3 separate regions of the Homo sapiens genome follow, and regions 2 and 3 are each linked to region 1. Evidence: chromatin loops called from intact Hi-C (ENCODE). Cell type or tissue: Caco-2. All regions are shown on one strand.

Region 1 (8,000 bases):
TTCTTGGAAAAGCCCAGGCCAGGATATAGGCATTACCTATGTAAGGCCAAGGGGAGTCCCACTGCCGGCCAGAAGGGCTCAACATCAATATATCTGAAATTCAAGCCATACAGGGGGAAGAGATATTGGCTCAGTGTCAAGGGTTTCTGTGTCCACGCTAGGCTTGCCTGAGCTGGGAGGCCCAGGACATCTGGGCTTTGTGATGCCTTCTGACACTAGGAGTTGGAGTTTGCCACCAACTGCTATTGGGAAAGCTTGACTTGGTGATACAGGCGTAATGCTGATGATGCCACACAAATGCCCAAGGGCCTATAGTGTGCCTGACACTGTCCTGGGCAATGGGTATAGAGGATCAATAATCATTCTCTTCCTGAGAAAGGAAGCTCTCCTGGGCTGGTTAACCAGGCATCTGGCCACAAGCCTGGTCTAGTGTTGATGGGCTCCAGCAAGTGAGTCATCCCAACTAATTCCCCCTCTTCCAGGTTATCACAACAAGCCCAGCTCCAGAAGTGAAAGAGCTGGCTGCAGATGGGGGTGAGGCCAGATGAAAATGCTTTCGCTCCCCTCAACGGCTGCAGAGGGGGCTCTTGCAAAGGGGGTCATTGAACTGCAGTTTCTTCTGTCTCCAATCCAGAAAGAGCCTGATGGATTGATAAAGGTGTCCTGGGAAAGATTTTCAGTTCAAAGAGACAATCCCCTCCAGGAACTCCAGAAGAATTTTGTCTGGCGTTTAAAGAGTAAGAAGCTGCTGGGTGTGGCAGCTCACACCTGTAATTGTTGTGCTTTGGGAGCTACAGGCAGGAGGATCACTTGAGGCTAGGAGTTAGAGAACAGCCTGGGCAATACAGTGAGACGCTCCCCACTACAAAAAAAGCAAGAATACCCCTCTCTTTACCCCTACTTGAGAGACGTGACTAGAAGGCAGAAAGCTGGCTGTTGACGGGGGAGTCTCTCTCTTCAGGCAGAGGTAGGGCTGCTTCCTGGGACAGAGGCATAGATGGTATTTCTGGCTCTGCAGTTCCTGATGAAGACATACTGGGGCACCCAGGCTAACCTTTGGCAAAACTAGGAGCGGAACTCAGGAGTCCCTGATGCCAGCCTCGCTGATGCGATCCCCCCTCCCCTCCCCCATGTGTCTTGCTCCCTAGCTCCCTCCCCACCAGCTTCCAGGCCAGGACCCCCAGCTGGCTGGTGGAGGATGTCTTCCTCCTCAGCAGCTAGGATTTTTAAGTATTTATAGGAACATGGAACAGATCAGTGGCTGACAGGCCCAAGGAGCGTGCAGGCCCCTTCCCAGAGGTCAGCAGCTTCACTCCCCCTTCCTGCACCCCATCCTGATTTGACGGAACCCAGGATGACAAAGAGGGAGTAGGTGAGCAAGGTATGGGGTGGCAGCCTCCATAGGAGCTCAAAGGATGTATTTGTCCATCTGCCCTGGGCTCAGCTTCCACACTCCGAGTCACTCACATCCCTCCACCCTAGCCGGAGCTCACCTGTGTGCCCACATGACCAAGACCACACTGACCCCAAATGTACAGTTTCAACTCTCAACAATTCACTGTCACACTCACGTGTGTACACACATGCTTTCTAAATTCCACAGCCACATGGATGCTCACAGGCTCACACCTTTGCACACACACAGGCTCACTCACAGACCTACGGGGGGCCCAGATCCCGGTCATTCCCCACAGGTCTTTATAAGGGTTCTGGGAGGGAAACTTGTTTCCTGTCTAAGGTAGGGTGGGAGTGTGTGTGTGGGGGGGGAACGAGAGTGAATGTGAGAGTGCATGTATGTTAGTGTGGGTGTGTATGTGTGTAAGGAGCAGGAGTGACTGGGTCCTGAGTTTAGGGAGTGGGGAAGAGAAAGGAGAGATGGAGACAAGCGTGGACCAAGAGACACTCAGAGCTGACATCCTGGAAGGGAAGCCAGGCTGAGATAAGAGCAAGGCAAAGAAATAGACACCGACAAGGATCAAGCCAGGGCGGGGTAGGGACTGGGGACAGATCCCGCCCCCATGAGAAGCTGTCACATTGTTGCTCAGGTGGCCTGTGACAGCAGCGCCATCTCCAGCTGGAGCCTCCCCTCTCTGGATCTTGTCATTGTAACTTTGCTTTGCTACTTGGGCAGCCAGGAGTGGTGACAGGCAGGGAATATGGTGCCCAGGGCAGTTAGCCATGCCACTCCAGTCCGGCTGCCAACCCACCTGTCACTGCCCATCTCAACACCTGTGGGGGTGGGGGTGGGTACAGATGAAACCGGCGATCAGCTTGGCTACCCTTGCCTCCTAGTGCCACAGTGGAGGCTAGGGGAGCAACCGGCCTTCCTCCCCAAAAGGTGGTCAGGGTTAACCGCACTTTGCCCAGGTCACTGAAGCCTGCAGCTGAGCTTGGGGAGAATGGGCCGTCTCTGCTCCCAGGCACCCAGGAACTACTGGAGAGAGACAGGAACCAGCCTATGAGACAGGGGCTTAAGGAGGAGGTTGGAGAAGACACGCGTTTGGCATAAACCGGGGGCCCCTCTCTGCGCTCACCGAGCCGGCGGCCTGGGCGGTGCTGAGCCTGCCCCTGGCGGCGTTCGCCTGGGACAGCGCCTGAGCGGTGGCCGATCCCACCTGGATGTCCCGGGTCGGCTCCCACCCCACGCCGTCCCCGGCCGCAGTGGGGAGATGCTCGCGCTGGTCCTTGCCATACTTGGCTGCTGCCGGGCTCGGGGTCCCGCGTCGTACACGCCCCATCAGCCCTGGCCACCGCTCCTGAGGGAACGCCCCGGGGAGCCCTTCCGGGCCCCGACGGCTGCGGGCCCCGGAGCCAAGAGAAGAAGCAGGTCCCAGGGCCGACTCCGCAGCAGCATCTCCAGCTTTGTCCGGGAAGCAGAGGCCGCCGCCGGCCACAGTCGTGGGTGAGAAGAAGGGCGCGAGGCGGCCGGGGCTCCTGCCGGGCACCCCAAGTACGCGCCGGGCTTCTCCATGACAGCTGCGGCCCGGGCTGCCTGGGGCCTGGGACTCCGGCGCGGTCCGGCCGCGAGAAAGGCAGGCGCTGCCCCAGTGGGGAAGGGGCAAGGCTGCGGCTCCGGCCACCGGGCGGGGGCACAGAAACGACCCCGGCGCCGTCTGAGCGCCCAGCTCCGTTCCTGCCGCGGCCAAAAGACACCCGAGAGCGCCGGCGGCTGGGGGACCACAGGGCCCTGGAACTCACCAGGCGGCCTCGCGGCGCAAAAGCGGGCGGAGCCAGAGAAGGGGCTCGGCTAGGCGGCCACGCTCCCTCCCCGGAGGGCGGCGGGACTCGGATTTCGCCTCTGGTTTAAAAATTGTGCCTGCGGAGCCCAGGACGCTGGGAGGAGCGTTCTGCGCTCCTCCGGTCGCGGTCTCCGCACTAAACCGACTTCCAGAGCCGCCTCTGCTCCCTGTAGTGGCGGAGGGGCGGGCACCGAAGTCCCACCAAGTCGCAGGTCCTCAGCCTGGGGCATGCTTGCTATGCTCCGGATGCAGGGGGGTACTCTGCCTCTCTGCTCCCTGGGGGCCAAGGCGTGCGCTGCAGGCTGGAGCTGCGGCTCCGAGGCTTCCAGGAGCCCCGGCCCCGCCGTCGGTGGAGAAACGCTGGGGGCTTCGAGGTCGCGGCTTCCGGAAATCCGGTTACTGAGCGGAGTTGGGGGTCAGGTTCCAAAGGGATAGCGCCCCGGGTTGTAATCACCATCTGGCCCGCCGCTCCTGCCGCCGCGAGTCTACAGCGGAGCTATTGGGTGGACCAAGCGGGTGAGGCGCGGGCAGGCAGCGGCTCCGCCTCGTAATCCTCCTCCGACCGGTGCCCAGGGGCTGGCCCCACCTTTCCCTCGGTCACCCACCAACGCCGCTCCCTCGATCCCCAGCACCCCTCCAGGCCCAGTTCGCTTCAGAGGCGCGAGACCCGGAAAACAAGGAAGAAGCGAGCTCAGCCTCAATCCCCGTCCCCACCCCACTTTCGGGGCCGCTGCGCTGGAGAATTGAAGGGGGCGGACCCCGGATTAAAGCCGCTCCCTTCCCAGCCTCGCTCCTCTTTCCTTCTGTCCGTGATGATTTCTTTATTGTCAGGCGAGAGCCAGGCTCCCCGCGCTCACGGGACCGGGCGGTTGGGAGCGGGTTCTGGAGCTCACGCCTGGCGTCGGCGGAGGTGACCCCAGCGCCCTCGCCCGTGCAGGGGAAACAGCTGGTTCCCGCCCGGATGGGGAAACCTGGACTGCGTGGGCTCGGGCGCCTGGCAGGCATGCGGGGCCTCTAAGGCTTGGCCACTGTCACGGGTCCTGTGGTTGTTGCTTCTCCCCTCGCCACGCCCTTCTCCTGGGACGGAGATTCATTCCCTGGCGGGTGTCGGGGACCTGGGCGCAGATTCATTCCCTGGTGGGTGTCGGGGACCTGGCGCTCTTGCAGGGACGCCCCCCGGAGTCTGATACGTGGACTTTAAGATCAGACGCTTCGGGGCCGGGCTGGGAAAAACTGGCGGAAAATATTACAACTCTACTCTCAATGCCAGGCTGTTGTAGAAGCTCCTGGGACAAGCCGTGAAGTCTCCGCAGGAGGCTTCAGAGATATACTAGGCGGCTGCTCAGTTCGCCAAGGACTTTTCCATTGACTCACAAGCGCCGCCTGGAGGAGGAGGCCGCGCTGGACGCGCCGGCGGCGCCTTTGCCTGGGGGAGCGCAGCCCGGAGCTGTGGCGTGGCCGCGCTGGGAGCGGCGTGTCAGAGGCTGGGCCTGGGGACCCGAGGTTGGGCGGGGCGCAGGAGGTGGGCTCAGGGCTCTCCAGAGCACTCCCCTGAGCTGACCCGCAGGACTGCCGGGCCAGTAGGCACGGGGCCCGCGCGGTGACCTGCGGCCTCGAGGCTGGAGCAGCCACTGCAAACGCCGCGCTGGCCCCAAACACTGCGTCCTTGAAATGTTTTAATTAAGAATAATTAATAGGGCCGGGAGTGGAGGCTCAAGCCTGAATCCCCAGCACCTGGCGAGGCCGAGGAGGGAGGATCCCTTGAGCCCAGAGGTTCAAGACTAGCCTGGGCAACACAGTCAGACTCCATCCCTACAAAACAAACAAACGAAAATAAAACAAACGAAACGAAATGAAATTAGCCCGGCGTGGTGGCGCGGGCCTGTGGTCCCAGCTCCTCGGGAGGCTGAAGCAGGAAGATGGCTTGCGACCGCACCACTGCGCTCCAGCCTGGGAGACAGAGCAAGACCCTGTCTCGAAAAATGTGTATGTCTGGGTAAATGTATAGATTTTAAAACTATTTTGAAGGCGGCCTTTTTAACTCTAAACTGACCACTCTGGAGGAGACGCCTGACCCAGAGCGCTTTCCCTAAAGTTCGGTGCCCAAAGTGCACCTTCCCATGGTTGGGGTCTCTGCCTTTCGCCAAGCCTTGCCTCTTGCAGAGGTGGGCTCCATAGTGTCTCCCGCTCCGCCCCAACTGGAGAACAGTGTAAATTGTCGGCCGGGCGCGGGACCTCATGCCTGTAATACCAGCACTTTGGGTGGCTGAGGCGGGCAGATCGCTTGAGGTCAGGAGGTCGACACCAACCTGCCTAAACATGGTGAAACCCCGTCTCTACTAAAACTACAAAAATTAGCCGGGCGTGGTGGCGGGCGCCTGTAATCCCAGCTACTCAGGAGTCTGAGGCAGCAGAATTGCTTGAATCCGGGAGGCGGAGGTTGTAGTGAGCCGAGATCGCGCCACCGCACTCCAGCCTGGGCAACAAGAGTGAGACCGCGTCTTAAAAAAAAAAAAAAAAAAAAAAGAATTGTCAACCAGAGGGAGCGGCAATTCAGAAGCACGCTGAAGCCAAGTCCTCAAGACTAGAAAGCATGAAGCAGGGGAGGCGTTTTGAAAGCTTAAGGACAAAAGACCATGGGCCTGGATGGCTGATTCCGGGATCGGCATCGTAATTTGTTGAGAAGGAGGCCGTGCTGTGCTGCCAGTTATTAATGGGTTTAATCGGTTGATACACAGCCCTACTGGCCTAACCAGTAGCCCAGGGCCCGAGAGGATTTGCAGGTCGTGTCAGAATTTGATTGAAGTTCCTTCCACTTGGCATAAGGAGACACCATCAGCCTGATTGAGAGGGTCATGGTGAGATGGAGCCCGCCAAGGTGGCAGCGCTGAGCTGACCACGCCACGGACCATAGAGTGGGAGCCTTTCCTGCCCCCTTAACCGCAGCTAACATCAAAAGCACTGGTATGGGCTGTCTAACTGGAACCTGAGTTGGTCTTTGTAATTACGATTCTTTTGGGTTTATTTTGCCAGTTCATTATCCACCCCCCTGAAATCAGGCCTCCCAAATTTAGCAGGTGCTGGGGAGGACCCCAGGGAGTGGCTTGTGGGGGCTAGCTGGTGAAACTACCCTTTCCTTTCTGTTCTATGAGTGTGATGGTGTTTGAGAAATATGGGGCTATGGTTCAGGCGCACTTCACATGTGCAAAGATGGAGAAAGCACTCACCTGCACATTTAGGCTCAGAATATTGATTGAAACATTTTGAAATATCAAAAATAAAATGTTATTTTTAAAGTTTCTCTGAGATTTCGCTTAAGTTTTGGTAGATATTCTTAAATTTTAGTGACCTCAGTTTGGGAATTCAGTAAGCCAAATATTGTATCCTTATTATTAGTTATATAGAACTATGCCTTAGACTTTGTTAGAAACTTCTGCTTCAGCTTGACTGACTCATTTTCCATTTCTGGTTGTACAAAATGAACTGACACTTTAATGCTGTGGCCACCTTTAAATAAAGTACAATGTGACAAAAAAATACAAATGTTTTCAGAGATAAATGCATTCTTTGACATCTGAGGTTACAGCAAATCTATTCTTCGCCTGCTTGCTTGTTCAGAGTTGTAATATTTGCTTTGGTGTAGAGCTGAAGACACAAATTGGTAACCAGTGGAATTATATGGCCTCAGACTTATTTATTCTCATCATTTGTTTCGCTCATATGCAAATTTATTCTGTACCAGGAAATGTCAATTTAATTATATTCTACAGTACACAGTGAATCATGTAAAGTTAGTCAAGTTGTAAATACGCTAGAACCATATAAGCTCACAAAAATATATCAGCGCATGATGGGTAAGTGACCTTCCCCTGAGAAAGCATATCTGTTTAACTTGCATGATCTCACCCTTTAGTGTTTACTTCTTTAGTCTACATTTGTTTCTCAGTTTTAAGTATAATCATGATATGAAGAGACAAGTGAAATCACCACAATTTTGTTTCCAAAATGTGAGACCATGCAAATACTGAAATGAGATTGAATATCCAAAATATCAAACCACAATTATGGCTTTGCTTTACTTTTTGCCTGTTTAAGTGACATGTGGCCTACAATAGTTGGTAGGTATTCCTACCACAACCTTGCTTAGAATAGTGGTTGGCTAAATATAAACTTTAGAGATGAAGGTGGTTCTATACCCAGATTTCAGAGTGACTGCTATGTCCACTTTACTTTCTTTAAAATACATATTTTTTTCATTTTCATTTTCATTTTCTTCTTGGTTGACTTACTTTGGCTTAGGGATTTTTTTTTTCCCTTATGATCTCAAGAAATTTTTCTCATTTAAAAAGACATAATCGTGCCAGGTGTGGTGGCTCACGCTTGTAATCCCAGCACTTTGGGAGGCTGAGGTGGGTGGATCACCTGAGGTCAGCAGTTTGAGACCAGCCCGGCCAAAATGATGAAACCTCGTGTCTACTAAAAATACAAAAAATAGCTGGGCGTGGTGGCAGGTGCCTGTAATCCCAGCTACTCAGGAGGCTGAGGCAGGAGAATCGCTTGAACCCAGGAGGCAGAGGTTGCAGTGAGCTGAGATCACGCCATTGGACTCCAGCTGGGTGACAAGAGCGAAACTCTGTCTCAAAAAAAAAAAATTGTAACTTTTCCCATATAAAAAAAAAAAACACAAGATCTGGAATACAGAGAGAAGCATAAAGCTTTGCAGGTCATAGATGTAATCTTCCAGGAAAAATTTCTTTCAGA
Region 2 (8,000 bases), 350 kb before region 1:
CAGGTGCAGGCTGACCGGCAGCACCGACACGTTGAAGTGGAGCAAGAGGACGCCCGCTCCTGGGCCCTGGAAGTCTGAGTCATTGACCAGCACCGCCAGCTGCATGGTGCGGTTCTCCGAGATGGAGAGGTTCCGGTTGAGAACCAGCCCTGCAGGTAGGGGCACAACAATGACCACCAAGCTGCTCTGGCTGCTTCCTCATGTGTAGCACACCTCTTCCCAGACACAGCCCTGCACTCACACTGGTGCAAACACGCACTTTCACACATACAGTGCCATGCAACAGGCCTGGGGCTGGTCCTAAGTTAGCACCAATGTTCAAACGTTGGGATTTACTGAACTGAAAGTCCAAGGAACCCTTCTCAATTTGAGGCAGCCTGTGTGTGTGTGCATGTGTACGCATTGTATGGGGTGTCTGTGTGTATGATATGCTTGCATGGTATGCGTGTGTGTGGTATGTGTAAGTGTGTAGTATGCATTTGTGTGGTGTCTGTGCATAGGGTATTGGTGCCTGTGTGTATGGGGTGTTTGTGTATAGAGTTGTAAACTGAAACTAAAATCTTGAGTCCCCGGACCAACTGAATAGATCCCCTCTTGGCCAAGGGACACCAGAAAAACCTTAAAAACAGAATTCTGGGCCATGACAGGAAGGCAGGGTGGACTTGCCTTATTAGGCCCTCTTCCTGCTGGAGTTTGGACACAACTGACCGGCATTAACATTAAAACAGAGATCATAAGACTGACAGATCGGACTCTTTGTGGCAGTAAGATACCAAATTATAAACAGGACCTAAGGCCATGCCAGGCAAGGGTTAAGAAACACCCTACAAACCATAACATTGGTTTTCTTTTTTGAGACAGAGTCTTGCTCTGTTGCATCTCATTGCAGCCTTGACCTCCCAGGCTCCAGCCATCCTCCCACCTCAGCCTCCCAGGTTCCTGGAATCCAGGCATGTGCCACCACGCCTGGCTAATTTTTTGTATTTTTTTTTTTTTTGTAGAGACAGGGTTTCACCATGTTGCCTAGGCTGGTCTCGAACTCCTGGACTCAAACAATCCACCCGCCTCGGTCTCCCTAAAGTGCTGGGATTACAGGCGTGAGCCACTATGCCTGGTCCATAAAATCTTGTTAAAAACCTTTTTTTTTTAAGTTACCCAGGTATAACGTGGTTTACTTTCCCTCCTGACCCTGTATAGCATCAGGCGACACATAGCAGGCCTCCTTAACATTCCTTTGTACTGACCTGAAGTCTTTAGGCAAAGCTTAACTCTTTCAACCAACTGTAAATTAAAGAATCTCTGCATCTACCTCTAACCTGTAAGCCCCTGTTTTAAGATACCCTGCATTTTGGGGCCAAACCAATGTATACCTTCTGTGTGTTGATTTATGTCCTTGCTTGTAACTCCTGTCTCCCTAAAATGTATAAAAGCAAACTGTAACTCCACCACCTTGGACCTGGGGACCACTTACTCAAGGCTTCTTGGGTTTGTGTTTTCTCCAGGCTGTGGTCACTCATCCTGGCTCAGAATAAACCTCTTTAAAATGTTTTACAGAGTTTCGTTTTTTGGGTAACAGGGTGTGTGTGTGTGTGTGTGTGTGTGTGTGTGTGTGTGTGTGTGAGGCATGGGGGGTTAAAGGTCTACATTACCAAGGCCCTGGGAAGGACACACTAGAGCCCTCCAGACAGCTCCCCCAGAGCATGGCAGAACTACCCTCCACTGCAGGAACCTCCAGCAGACCCAATGACCCCGCAGGCCAAGCCCTGGAAGTCATGCCATCGGTGTACCTGCCGCGTGCTGCCACTGTGGATCTCATGTGGTGGAAACAATGATGGGAGGGGCACTCTGGCACACAGGGTGTTCAGTGCCAGGGCAAGGAGGCTGTCTCCCCTCTGACAAGTGGGGCCTCCATAGGCTTGGTGAGGTGGGGAGGACTGAGGAATGAACAGGACCAGGCCAGGCAGAAAGGGGTGAAGGACTCATGGCCTGGGGTTCCACCAGACACAGACCCCAAATGCAGGTGGTTTATTTGGAAGGCGATCCCAGGAGAAATCTGCAGGAGGTGGCGGAGGGAGGCAGGAAGCAAGGCCGCTGCTGAAAGGTGCCCTGCAAGCAGGTGAGCATGGTGGCATGTCAGCAGTCAGGCAGGATAATGGGCTCAGAAGCCCTGACCTGGCTCGGGGCTGCTTCTGTACACCAGCCTGTTTAGCAGAGAGCTGCTGAGGCTGGAGCAATAATCCGTAAGCACTTGGGACGCCTTAGGGGCAACGATGGAGTGCCAGGGGCTGGAGGAAAGCCTCAGGTGACATGTGTGTTTGCAGTCGGTGGTGAGCCCTGGTGAGGTCAGCAGGGGGGTGTGGTGGGGCCCTGCCAGGGTCGGCCATGGATCAGCTCAGGGAGAGAGGTCCCATGGTGAAAGCCCTGCTGGTGGCTGGAGGGCAGGCCTGGCAGAGACACAGGAAGTGCTGGGCAGAGGGTGGAGGGGAAGTGGCTTGGGCCACAGAGGGCCATGCCAGGTGTGCATGTGTGTAGGGTGCTGCTTGCCCATGAAGAGCGAGCACCTCATTTCCTGGGGGCCTAGCCAGGCCGTGCCACCAGCCCCTCTTACTATAGTCATGTACGGTCGCCCGCACGAAGCTGCCGTTGGCCTGGACCGAGGTCTCGTTGGGCCAGTGTTCCACCCGGAAGGTCTGCTGGGCCCAGGTGTCCCCGGGGAGCAGCGTGCTTGTGTACCGCCTCACCAGCTCCCCTGATGCAGGTACCACGTCTGCATCGAAGACACGCAGCGTGGCCACCACGGTGTCCTGCAGGATGCAGAGGGCGTTGGTCAGTGCAGGCGAGATGGGCCCCTCAGACCCCCCAAAACCAGAGACCTTAGAATGCTGCACGTCCCACACAGCCCATAGGTGGACCAGATGTGTGTTGTCAGAGCCAGGTCTGGGGACAGTCTGACCTGGGTTCAAGTTCCCACGGGGTCACTGGCCAGCCTGGCCGTCACCTTCCCTGAGCCACTGAGCCTCGCCTGTGTAACAGGTACAATGCAGACCTCTTATAAGGAGAATTACAGCCGATGCCCAGGCACCCTGCTGGCAGGTCCCATCCAGGTCCCCAGAGAGCAGGATGAGCACCTCCACTCTCCCCTGAGGAAGCTGGGCCCCACAGGGTGAAGGTCAGGTCAAGGTCACACAGGAACAGCCGGCAGAGCCGAGCTCCGAGGCCAGGTGTACATCAGAGCGCTCTGTTCCAAGCATCCTCCTACCCCAGGCTGGAGGGGGTTGTGAGGAAAGCCGCTGGGCACCTGGATGGCTCTGCCCACCAGGCCTCTGCTGTCACCCCAGGGAGGCCCACATAGCCTTTACTCACAAATTGTGCTTTCGACCAGACCCCCTTTCCCTGCCAAACCTGCACGTGGTGTGCCCAGAGAAGCGGAACAAGGCAACGTACTACCTACCTCAGTCCCCACGCCCACTCTCCCACGGCCCCTGCTGGGTGGGCCGGCTGCAGGAAGGCCGAGGCCCAGCAGGTGGCGGTCGCGCTCCACCAGCGCGAGCCGGAGAAGGGCGGGGCGGGCGGCGCCGGAGGTGATCCGCCTTCCCGTCCTTCTCCAATCCCCGGCTCTGCTCGTGGTCACTCAAGGGCCCTCCCGTTGGGGGCTAACTGCTGGTGGGAGGGAGTGCCCTCCCGGCAGATGCTCCCCGCCCGGGCAGCGCGCCGCGCCCGCCTGCAGCGGCACAAGTATGCCCCAGACGCGAGCCCTCGGGCCTCGTCCTGGTCCTTGCCTCCCGAGGCAAGGCCCAGCTGGGTGCTGGCAGGACTCCCCCTTCCCCTCCCCCTAGGACAGACGGCGCAGACGGAGGCGAAGGACAAATGAAAGCGCGAATGGTCGGCCACACGGTTGGGTGGCTACACGGACACTAAACCGACCGAGAAACGAACTGTGGCCGGAGACAGACACTGGGTAGACCACAGCACGCGCGGACAAGCACCTCCTTCCGCTTGAACTCCACCACGGCGCTGGCGGTGTCGACGCCCGCGGGGAAGGTGGGCGCCGAGTCGTCCTCGTCGTACACGGTCACCGGGAAGGGCACCATCACCACCTCCTCGCGCGCGCCGGCGTGCACGGTGCACACGGCCACCAGCTCGTACTTCTCCCGCTGCTCGCGGTCCAGGGCCCAGCGCGTGCTCACCTCCAGGCTGTCCGGGGCGCAGCGGAAGGGCAGACCCTCACCTGCGCACCAAGCAGACAGGGGCCCCGCGTGATCACCAGCCGGGACCGGGCCAGCCGCTTTCCTCGGGAAGGGGGCTCTGCGGTCAGAGCGGGGCGCACACCGCCGCGGCCCCAGGCCTCCCCTCCTCCGCTCCACAGGGGAGGGCAGCGCTCGGAGCACGAGTTTGCAGTTTGCAGCGATGACTGTGCTTACGAGTTTGCAGTTTGCAGCGATGACTGTGCTTACGTCCTGCTGCAGCTGCGTCCTCACTCGTGCTGGTTGGGAAGAGCCAGGACCAGGCACCCTGATCAACCAGTAGGGACTGGGACACCCCTCCGCCCACCTGGCCTTGATCAGGAGTGGCCTTGTGTGGGGAAGGGTGGCTTTGCCTCAGCCCAAGCTGCACTGCAGCCCTAGAGAGCCAGCTACTGGCCTTGGCTGCTTTTTTTTTGTTTTTGATGGAGTCTCGCTGTGTTGCCCAGGCTGGAGTGCAGTGGCGCGATCTTGGCTCACTGCAACCTCCAACTCCCGGGTTCAGGCGATTCTCCTGCCTCAGCCTCCCGAGTAGCTGGGACTACAGGCGCCCGCCACCATGCCCGGCTAATTTTTGTATTTTTAGTAGGGACGGCCTTTCACCATATTGGTGACCTTGGCTGCTTTTTAAAAACTGTTAGGTTTTTTTTTTTTTCAATTATGGAAGCAATATGTGTTCATTTTAGAGAACGTGAGAAAGCCACGATTCTACCACTTGAAAACAAACACAGTGGACATCTGGGGTATGATGTGACATTAACGCATAATGATTTCCGACCGCCTAGTGTGCATCCCCACTCTACACCTCCTTGTCCAGTGCGTCGCCAGGCTGGTCATCCTCTGAAGGCCGGATGTCGAGACAAAAGCGAATGCTCCGTGCCCTGCATGGCAGCTCGCGCTAGACTACATCGCCCCTGAAGCAGGGCCAGGAACCACAACACAGTCTTCAACGAGCCTGACCTCGGATTTGTCCTCCAGAAATAATCCAGAAAAGGGGGCATGCTGAAGGCGGAAGGTCACCGCTGAAGACCCCACAACCCACCCCAAGGAGGCGGGGGCAACTCCACAAGCCTCCCAGGCAGAACCATGCCTTGCGCATGAATTACGTATGTGGGAAATGCTTATCATATAATGCTTTCCTCTGTTGAGTGTGATTACAAAAAACCCCCCACTAAACTAAATTTAATCACATAATTTTTAGTGAAAAAGGGCAGCATGCAAAAAACCAAGTGCTCCATCAACCCTGCCCCAGAGAATGAAAGGAATCTGGGGAAGCATAAGTGATGGCTTGTCTTCCTTTACTGAGATTTTAATATTCTTGCCATGTTTGTGTGATAAAGTTAGTGTGAATTTAGGACACACTTGCCAGCGGTGCAGCCTCTGTGACCTGGTTGAGCCCCACTTCCTGACTTTCTGATGGTCAAATGGGGCCTCCCTGCACCTAGTCAGCTGCCTTCTCCCCTCTCCACTGGGATCCAGCTCATCCCACCCTCTGACTGGCTGCAGCTGCCTGCTTCTCGCCATGCCTCGGCTTCCACCCGTATCCCGGCATCACACCCCACATCCTCCTGTTCAGAGGTTTCTCCTGTAGCCTTCTGATTGTCTCCCAGCTTCGCCCCTGAACCTTCCCACCCCAAACCATTCCTAACACAGTAGTCTGACTAATCCTTTTAAAACTAAGTCAGGTCCTGCCAGCACTCCCTCCCTCCAAAGTCTTCCATAGCTCCCCATGTTCCTCCGGAGAAAGCCCTGCAAGCCACTCCCAGACCTGCCCCCTGCCCCAGGAACTATTCTGCCCCATCAGCCTCAGCTCTTCCCTGTCGCTCAGTGCACTCCAGGCACACGAGGGTCACACTGTGGTGCCCTCCAAGGGGCTAGGCCTGCCTACCCGGCACCCTCCCACCTTTGCTCTGCTAGCCCCCACCCTGACCACCCAATTTACGATAGAGGAATGGAGGTCTCCTCGTCTGTTCCCCTCCTCTTCAGCGTTTCCCTCTTCCCAGTTTCCTCCCCAGCTAGCTCCTTCCAGAAGCCACCTGATTTCCTTGGCATGCTCAGACGCTCTGTCTGCCCCACAAGAATGAAAGCTGCAGGCAGGCAAGATTCCAACCCGTTGTGTTCATTGTTATATCCTTAGCTCCTAGAACAGTACCTGGCCCCTGGCAGGCATGCAAGAGGTACTTCTGGAATATTGAATGAACTGATGGCATGAAGGTGAAGAATAAACCAGATGGCTTGTGTCAAGGGCTCGCAGAGCAAGACCAGCAGTAGCAGGCACTGTGGGGCGGCCCCACAAGGTCGGCACTCACCCTCCAGGAGCCTGTAGGCCACGCTGATGTTGGGGCACAAGAACTGCACAGGCAGCAGGCGGAACTGGTGGAAGGTGCCTGGGGGTCGGTTCTCCCGAATGCGGAAGGAGGGCCTTGTCTCTGGGAAGCAGAGCTCCCGGGGCTTGAGGGAGCTGCAGGCTGGAAAGGAGGTGTTGAAGAAGGAGAAGTATACGCGGGCACAGCCTGGCCACTGGCACTCGCCCTCACGAAGGGATGTGGGTGACAGGAAGACCTTGAGGTAGACGGTGAGCAGGGGAAAGCCGCGGTCTGCAGAGAGAAGTCAGGTCTGTGGGGGCATCGGCCACATCTGCCAGGCAGTCGGGAATGGGGAGGAGGCAGGAGCTCCAGGGCTGGTGTAAACCCTGGTCCCCACCAAGGTCCACAAGGCTCAGACTGGTGTTCCAGCTCTGCCTGCCACCTCCTTACCTCTGCTGCACAGCCCTGCTGCCCAGCACCAATGCCCCACAGGCCTAGCTCTCATCATTCAGTTCTTGGCTTAGAGGCCCCTTCCTCAGGGAGGTGTGTTGAGCACTGGGTCTAAGGCTCCCCAACTCTGATGGTGGCAACTTCTCCAGTAAGGGGTGACCAGCACCCCCCCTGCCACACCCTCCTCAGGAGGTTTGGAGTGGCCGCAGACATACTTCCCCAATGCCTAGAGGGGGCATTTCCGGCAAGTTCCATCACCGAAGCGCCATAGCCATTTCAGCTGGGCTGCGAGGGCTTTCCCAGCCTCCATCTCAGCCCTAGGTGGGCGGCTGCTCCTCAGAGCTGCTCTTCCCATATTCTCTGGCATTCTCTTTGCTTTTTGCTAGCCTGTCCCTCATTGCTCCAATCCCCTGTTGTAATTAATTCTTTACACAAACTCTCCCTGTTAAATTACCCTGTGGTTTCTTCCTCCACAGGAACTGGCTGTGCATGAAGCCTCTCCCCACCTTGGAGGGCTTAGGCCTCCTACGAAATGCAGGCCCAGGGCAAATTCCACACTGGCCCCCACCCAGGGACTCCCATTCCTCAAGCTCCACCCTGGAGGCTCAGGATGAAGAGGGCAGCAACTAAGTGCGTAGAACCACGACCAACCTCAGATGCTGCCTCCTCCAGGAACTGCCTGGGCTGCGCCGGAGGGAGTTGCCCACCCAAGTCTCCTCCCTCCCCTGCACCCTGGCTGTCCCTGGCAGATAGGCCTGGGTAGGGCAGGGATGCCTGCTCTGCATTCATAGCCTGAGGCTTGCCTCTCACCAGCAGACAGGGCTCAGGGTGGTTGTGAGGGCTGTGCAAGCTGTGGCCCTGGAGGGGTGCTAGGGATGGGAGCTACCAGGTGCAGCATCACCGTTTCCTGTCACAGGGGCTCTGCTTCCCCCCCACCCCTCCCATTACCAATGTCACATGTGGCCGTGACTCTGGCTCTGACTGCTCCTCTTTCCTCCCTGGA
Region 3 (8,000 bases), 110 kb before region 1:
CCTTGGGCCCTGGTCTCGGGGCCGGCTTTTCTCCCTTCCCCAGACCTGCTGTGGCTCCATCCCCTCTCTCCTGCATCCTGGGATTGCCCCCAATTAACTACCTGCTTACAAGCCTTTTCTTTATTTTCTTTTTGCCTTTTCTTCTTTACATGTAAAGCATGAGTCCATCTGGAGCTTATTTTAAAGCATAGAATGAGGACTGACATTGACCTGTTTTTTTAAATGAAATAACTAGTTGTCCCAACCCTGCTTGTTGGATAATACTGCGGTTTCAGGAGTACCCCCACTGTCATACACCCGTGGGTCCATACCCCTGGGCTCTCCATCTGGGCACTCCCCTACCTGTGGCACCTCCTTCCTGAGGGCCGGCCTCACCCAGGGCCCAGCTGCCCTCTCCGTGGCCTGTGTCTTCCTTTCCTGATGCCTCAGATTCCCCCCATTCTCTGGCACTCTCTCCATCCTCCTGACCTCACTCTGCACCTCCCATGAGGTGCAGGACTGCCCTGCTCCAGCCCCCAGCTTCCTCAATCCCGAAGCCTTGTGCCACTGAAGCAGGAGCCCCAGAGTGCACCTGGATGGCAGCTTCTCTCCTGGCCAACAAACACCTGGTGCTGGCTGCCCTCCCAGCATCTCCCCTCAACAACTCAGCTCCACCCCAGGGCCTTAACACACACATGCACAGCACACACACGTACAAACATATGCACACACAGACATGCACACAAATGTACATACGGACTTACACAGCCACATACAGATGTGCACACACTCGTGCATACACAGATGTGTTCATGCAAACACACACGCGTATGCTCACGGGCGCGTACACATGTGTATGTTATGCTAAGAAATCCATTTTGTGTAGAAGACACTCAGGCTCAAATATGTGTCCAAAGTCACACAGCTATGGAGCGGCAGAACTCAGGTCTCTAGTGCACACAGCCCCGACTTAACCGCAGTTCCACTTAACAGTTTTCAACTTTATAGTGATGCAAAAGCCATCCACAGTCAGCAGAAACCCTCGTTTGAGTCCCACACGGCAACTCGGTTTTTCACTTTCAGTACAGTAGTCAATGATTACATGAGGTATCCGACACTTGACTACAAAACAGGCTTCGTGTTGATGCTTCTGCCCACCGCAGGCTCAGGGCAGTGTTCTCAGCAGGCCAAGGTAGGCCCCCACGCTGTGCTATTCGGTAGTCAGGTGGACTCAGTCATTTTCCACTCTCAGCGGCCTTATCGGGCCGCAGCCAGGGGTAAGTTGAGCAGTGTCTGTACTTTTAGCTCCACCCTGGGTATTTTAAGCGGCAGATTTACAAAACAAAAACAAAAACAAAAACAAAAACAGGGTTCCAAACAGTAGGGACATAAAAGGAGAGAATGCACGTTGCGGTCAGCCCATGCCTGGGAGCATAAGCACTTCAGGGGCATCAGCAGGCGTGACTGGCGATTGTTCCTGCTTTTCCTGGCAGCAGCGGCCTGGGCCTGAGACTGACCGCCCTGGCCACAGCCCTAGGCGAGGCTGCTGGGAGCCGGGAGCCGCCGCGCTCCGCGGTAGCGAGTCTGCGGTGCCACCTCGTGGCTACTGCGTGGAACTCCTCGTGGTGCGGGCCGGGAAGGCCGGGTCCCCACAAAGCCGGAGCCCGAGCACAGCGGTGCGCGCTCGCCTCAGGGGATCCCGCAGCACCCGGATACGGGGGCTGGTCCCCCAAAACCCTCAGGGGTGAGAGGAAGGAGGTCCCCAGCCTGCTGAGAGCTGTCCTCTGAGCACGCACTCGCGCACACTCACACGTGCGTGTGTGCATCCTCGGGTACCCTGACGCGTTCACACGCACGCACACGCGTGTGCACAAGCACCGTCTTTCACAAGCGTATGACGCGTTCACACAAGAGTGTGACGCGTTCACACGCACGCACACTCCCTCTCCCTCGAGCCTGGAAGGCGCACTGGGCTCATGGTGGAAACCTCTACCGCGGCAGAGGCACCGCGCCAGGGCCAGGATGCGCGCTTTTATTTCAGACGCGAAAACCGAGGCCCGAAAGAGACAGCCGGTGTCCAAACCTGTCCAACGACTCTGCTGATCGCGCCTCCTGTGTGCGGCCGGGGCGGGTGTGAGGGCAGCGGGCCCACCCTACGCCTGACCCGCCCCGGGGCCTCGAGCCACTTCCTCAGGAGCTCCTGGCAGCTGCAGCGACGGCGCGCCCAGTGCCTGAGGGTCCTGTGGAGCCAGGCTTCCCGGCACACAGGCGCGGTGGAGCCTCGGGGCGGGCATACACCCCGCGAGCTCGCGGCGGCCGGGCACTGCGGGTCCTCGGGTGGGGACTCTGGAGTTCAGTCTTGAAGGACAAGGTCACTGAGGATCAGGGAACCAGGAGGGCAGGGAGGGTGGGGAGGGGTGCCTAGGCCTAGTGGGAGAAGCATGTGAAAGTTCCCTAAGAGGGCTGCGGGTGAACAAGCGCTTGGCCTGGCCTCTCCCGGTAGACTGCTGTGGCGCCCCGGAGCCTCCCTTCTCCAAGGCCCCATGGACGCCCCCTGAAGGGTGACGCCCTCGCCCACGCTGAGCTCTGAGTGCTGCACGAGAACTCCCAGAGCCGTGTGCACACGCGCTCGCCGTGTTACATGCAGGACTGAGGCACCAGGAGGCCCAGGAACTGGCTCAAGCTCGTAGAACTTCATGGCAGGATCTGAAACAGGCAGATCAGCTCCAAAATCCAAGCTCTTTTCAAATTTTTTAATTGTGGTGAAAATATACCTAACATAAAATGCACAGTTGTACCATCTTTTAGTGTGGGTTAACTGGCATTAAGTGCACTCACATTTTCGCATATCCCCTACCACCGTCCATCTCCAGAACCTTTTCATCTTCCCAAAAGGAAACCATACCCATTGAACACCACTGAGCATTGAACCCATTGAACACCAGCTCCCTCCTTTTGTTACCATTGCTCTTTCTGTCTCTGAATTTGCCCATTCTGGGCCCCTCATGTAAGTGAAATCGCAATGTATCTGTCCTTTTGTGGTTGGCTTATTCCATCTAGCACAATGTCCTCAAGGCTCATGCGTGTTGGCATGCCTCTCAGAATTTCCCTCCTGGCCGGGTGATATTATAGGCTCATGCCTATTATCCCAGCTGTTAGGGAGGCAGAGGTGGGAAGATAGCTTGAACCCAGGAGTTCGAGACCTGCCTGGGCAATATAGCGAGACCCCATTCTCCACAAAAAGAAAGAAAAAAAAAGAATCTCCTTCCTGCTAAAGGTTCAGTAACAGTCTACTGTATGCATAACCACATTTCGCTTGTCCATCCACTCACCCATAGACCCTCAGAATGCTTCTACCTTTTGACTCTTGTGAATCATGCTGCTTTGAACATGGGTGTGCAAATATCTGTGAGAGTCCCTGCTCTCAAAAAAATCCACATTCTTGGCACAATGAAGAATCACCTCTCACAGACACCAGGGAAAAGCAGGTCTGTCTGAGAGCAGAGGGTGAGGAGTGGAAAGCCGGGCTGTGGACCACAGTGGGCGGAGGAAAGCCCACCCGCGTGTTCCCATGTGTGGGAGGAGAGAGGAGAGATGCCCTCTAGTGAAGGAACTCTTGTAGCAGCCAGCTCCATTCCTGCTTGGCCTGCAGAGGGCCAACTCAGGAGCCCAGACCAGGAAGAAGTCAAACGACTGACAAGATCCATCAGGAAGCAGAAGTGCGCCCGTGTCTCATCTGCAACAACAAACAGTTAGGACCAGCCACCCACCCCCCAACCCAGGGGGAAGTGCATCCACCACACAACTACCACCACTGAGCTCATGACACTCTCAGAGACAGGCACGGGAGCTCCTGGCAAGGCACAACCAGGGCAAGTGACAGTTTGCCAGTCCTGGGCAAGCAGACACCTGTCCTCTATCCAGTCCCCCATCCCACCAGCCTGCACAAGCAGAGAAACATCCTGCATAAATTAAAAGATTATCCAGATCATCAAAAGATCTGAGCAAACAAAACAAGTGAGACAAAAAACAAAACAAAACAAACAAAAACCAAAACAATAACAACAGAAGAACACTCATTTTTACAGAGAGATTTGAGCCCATCCCAACAGAGTACAATGCTCTTTCCAAGCTCATGGACAGCGTTTGGGAAAATTAGCTGTGCTAAAGGAGCAGGAAGCTTCAGCCCCTTTCCCAGAATTGCTGTTATACAAATCACATTCTCTCACCAGGGAGCAACAAAATTAGAAACATGCAGTAACAAAGACCATGTTAAAAGTGCATTTTGGGGCCAGGCATGGTGGCTCATGCCTGTAATCCCAGCACTTTGAGAGGCTGAAGCAGGTGGATCACCCAAGGTCAGGAGATCAAGACCAGCCTGGGCAACATGACGAAACCCTGTCTCTACTAAAAATACAAAAAATTAGCCAGGCATAGTGGCAAGAGCCTGTAAACCCAGCTACTAGGGAGGCTGAGGCAACAAAATCACCTAAACTTAGGAGGCAGAGGTTGCAGCGAGCTGAGATTGTGCTATTGCACTCCATCCTGAGCGACAGAGTGAGACTCTGTCTCAAAAAAAAGAAAAAGTGTGTTTTGGAAACAAAGTTAGTTTTCACAATGAAAATTATAAAATGCCTGGAACTCAATAGCAATAGGGTATTACATATTAAAATTATGAAACTCAACAAAATTGACATTTAGGGAGAGATTTATATCCTTAGATTAATTTGTCAGAAACAGGATAAAAGGAGAAAGCGCATGATAATTTGAATAAAAGAGAAAATAAAAACTAAAATGAAAAACTTTTCAGAAACAAACTACAATAAGTGTGTGACTTATCAAAATCTTTGGATATGTCCAAAGCAGTTCCCAGGGGAAATGTTATAGCTGCAAGTGTTTGTTAATATGCTTCAACAAAAGACATATAAAATTATATAAACTAAGTAAACATACAAGAAGCTTTTTTAAGGGAAACAAGAAATAAATATATTTAATTTTAAAACAGCCATAATAAAAGTAGACTTGATAAATAAAACCCAAAACCACTTCTTTGAAAAGACGGTTAAAAAAACCTCTGGGAAGTCAAGCAAAAGAGAAAGGAAAGGCACAAATTTTAAAACGTTAGATTTAGAAAAATGGCATAATAACCAATGTGGAGAAGCTGCTTCAAATCAAGGAGACGGGAGGCCAGCTTCATTCCAGTAGGTTCTGTTTCACCTGGATGAAATGGAAGATTTTCTTGGAATGTATAAATTGGCTTAGCAGGAGGCAGAAAACCTGAACAAACAGAACAAAGAGAAATGGTAAGCAGAAGTGCTCGAGGGGCTCCATCAGCCTCCAGGGATGGGCTGCTGTGTTAGGGAGGGCCAGAGCACAGGGGAAGTGGAGCGTAATTCTTTCTACAAGATTAGCAAGCTGAACTTGAATCTCACATACGCACACACATCACAGTGACATGGAAAGAACCCACAGGACACTTATGAGAGGTAAAAATAGAAAGTTTCTGCACAAAACAATCGTGTGTGTTTAAAAGATACCACATGGCAGAAAATAGTGATCTATGTATGCCAGCGTCTAGGAAGAAACCTGAAAGGCGCAGGCCAGACTGGTGGCTGGGATGGCTAGGGAGGAGATGAGGGGGTGGGAGCAGCTAAGGACGACACACACTCTTTTAACTCTGTTCCCGTGTTGCCGGGACATTTACAAACTGAAGATATATATTTTTAATTAATTAATTTTTTTAAAAATTTACTTTAAGTTCTGGGATACATGTGCAGAACATGTAGGTTTATTACATAGGTATACATGTGCTGCACCTATCAACTTGTCATCTAGGTTTTAAGCCCTGCATGCATTAGGTATTTGTCCTGATGCTCTCCTTTCCCTTGCACCCAGCCCCCGGATAGACTCTGATGTGTGATGTTCCCCTCCCTGTGTCTATGTGTTCTCATTGTTCAACTCCCACTTATGAGTGAGAACATGCGGTACAAACTGAAGATATTTATACATTACTTTAAAGTAATTAAGTTAAACTAAACTAAATGTAAGCCAACTACATGTAAATAAATAAAACCAATAATTAATAACAAGATAAAAGTAATTAATACTTTAATCATTACTAATTTATTTCTCAGCTAAAAATTAAAAATTTAGAAAATGTGGAAATATGTTTCATAATAGGAGGATATTATAAATGAAAGGGCATTTCTGTAGTCAAAGGGGTAGGAAAGACTCACCCAAACAAGACACAACCTCAAAACCAAAAGGAAAACTACCAGGTTTGATTATACGAGTATTGAAAACCTCTGAATACAGAAAGGCCTCATGGACACGTCAAAAGGTAAGCATCATACCAGGGAAAAGTCTTTTATAACATTTATAAGCAGCCACGGGATTTAAATGGAGAATATATAAAGAGCTTTTACAAAATCAATATGTGAAAGGCAACCAACCCAACAGAAAAATGGGCAGAGGATTGGCACAAATTGCAGGAGACAGGAGAATGGCCAATAAACACTTGAAGAGATGCTAAAACCCTCCTGCTGTCTAATAAAAATGCAAATGTAAACAATAATGAAAAGCGCCTTGTGCTCACCAGACTGGCAAGATGAAAAGCCCTGAGCCCCTTCACCACCAGTGGAGTCAGGAGATGGGCACTTCCTGCCCTGTGGGAGGACATGGGATCTGGTACAACCGTTTAGGAACACGAAGTGACTTGCAAATGTGGAGGGGAAATGTACCTACTCCCTGACTGATGATTCCAATCCTGCTTCAAATAATCTACTCCAGAAAAGTGGTCACCAGCGTGTGCTGGGATGTGCCCCACTGAAACAGTGAAGGGTTTAACACTTATCACCATTATAAAGATTAGCAAATGGAGGCTGGGAAAGATTAAATGCCTGGTCCAAGTCACAGGACTGGCAAATACATTCATCCCTAGGATTCTGTAGGGGATTGGTTCCAGGACCCCTGAAGATATGAAAATCCACCGAAGCTCAAGTCCTTGTGCATGACATAGTATCTGTATGTAACCTGCGCACATCCTCCTGTAGAGCTGAAACCATCTCTAAGTTACCTGTAATACCTCGTATACTGTAAATGCTATGGAAACAGGTGTTATACTGTTAGGGACTAACAGGAAGGAAAAAAGTCTGTACATGTTCAGTACAGACAGAACCATCCACTTCTTTTTCTGAATATTTTCAACTGATGGTTGGTTGAATCCATGAATTGGAACCCATAGGTAGGGAGGGCCCACTATAGTAGAAACACATTTTGAGTTTAAGCAGTGGAACTCCCTTTCTTTCAACCTCTACACTGCACAAAAGCCATCGCCACTGGGCATGGGGGAAAAGTGAAAACAACCAAAATAGACTCCTTAAATAAATGATGGTCTAAGCACTCCATGTAATTTTTGCAGCTATTAAAACTGATAACCCAGTGACATGCAGTGGTCTCTGAAGCATATTTTTATCAGAGGACATTAAAGGAAAAAGAATTAAGTTTATCTGAAAGAATAAACACAAAAGAACAGGCAGAGAAAAACCCAAAATGAAGAGAAATTTGCCCTGCAAATGTTAAAATGCCAGATACACCAAATCATGCAAACACAACATCAAAACACAGCTTGGTGGAGATGGAGGGACAGATGGGGAGGGAGAGAGTGTGGAAAGGCTGGAAAACAGTCCCAAACGGACACACGTCTCCATGTGATACTTTTTTTTTTTTTAGGCAGGTTTTTGCTCTGTTGCCCAGGCTGGAGTGCAGTGGCGTGATCTCCGCTCACTGCAACATACCACCTCCCAGGTTCAAGCGATTCTCCTGCCTCAGCCTCCCGAGTAGCTGGGACTACAGGCATGTGCCACCATGCCAGGCTAATTTTTGTATTTTTAGTAGACACGGGGTTTCCCCATGTTGGTCAGGCTGGTCTCTAACTCCTAGCCTCAAGTGATCCGCCCGCCTCCGCCTTCCAAAGTGCTGGGATTACAGGCGCCTGCCACCACGCCCAGCTAAGTTTTGTA

What was found. Peaks named below come from ENCODE experiments on the same cell type or tissue, not always from the same donor. Only the 100,000 strongest peaks of a DNase experiment are listed, where the experiment ranks them.
Region 2: it touches region 1 in a loop (16-fold over the local background); 64 of 110 quality-filtered maps call a loop at or near these places.
Region 3: a loop joins it to region 1, with 2.8 times the contacts of the local background. A loop is called at or near these places in 4 of 110 quality-filtered maps.

Annotation. Positions count from the first base shown.
Region 1 is chr10:42,749,960-42,757,959 of GRCh38, reverse strand. It overlaps LOC283028 (a long non-coding RNA gene), which reads left to right and starts at 2,757. Exons shown (of 1, transcript NR_136644.1): 1 at 2,757-6,776. It overlaps LOC105378269 (a long non-coding RNA gene), which reads right to left and starts at 2,818. Exons shown (of 2, transcript NR_134498.1): 1 at 2,535-2,818. RefSeq lists a silencer at 1,905-2,199. In Caco-2, CTCF peaks have their summits at 3,504 and 4,618; DNase peaks (open chromatin) are centred at 3,499, 4,272 and 4,649; H3K4me3 peaks cover 2,184 bases.
Region 2 is chr10:43,101,180-43,109,179 of GRCh38, reverse strand. It overlaps RET (ret proto-oncogene), which reads right to left. Exons shown (of 20, transcript NM_020975.6): 3 at 6,551-6,838; 4 at 3,987-4,228; 5 at 2,609-2,804; 6 at 1-149. Among named protein-coding and RNA genes, the nearest start is that of RET, 28 kb to the right of the region's middle. RefSeq lists silencers at 1-118, 3,429-3,658 and enhancers at 3,069-3,168, 3,658-4,409, 7,256-7,755. In Caco-2, a CTCF peak has its summit at 3,512 (motif pointing right); a DNase peak (open chromatin) is centred at 3,599; H3K4me3 peaks cover 1,129 bases; H3K27me3 peaks cover 267 bases.
Region 3 is chr10:42,860,420-42,868,419 of GRCh38, reverse strand. No RefSeq gene overlaps it. Among named protein-coding and RNA genes, the nearest start is that of LINC02623, 7.1 kb to the left of the region's middle. RefSeq lists a silencer at 1,472-1,541 and enhancers at 1,320-1,953, 1,954-2,587. In Caco-2, CTCF peaks have their summits at 1,597 (motif pointing left) and 3,619; DNase peaks (open chromatin) are centred at 1,549 and 3,656; H3K4me3 peaks cover 304 bases.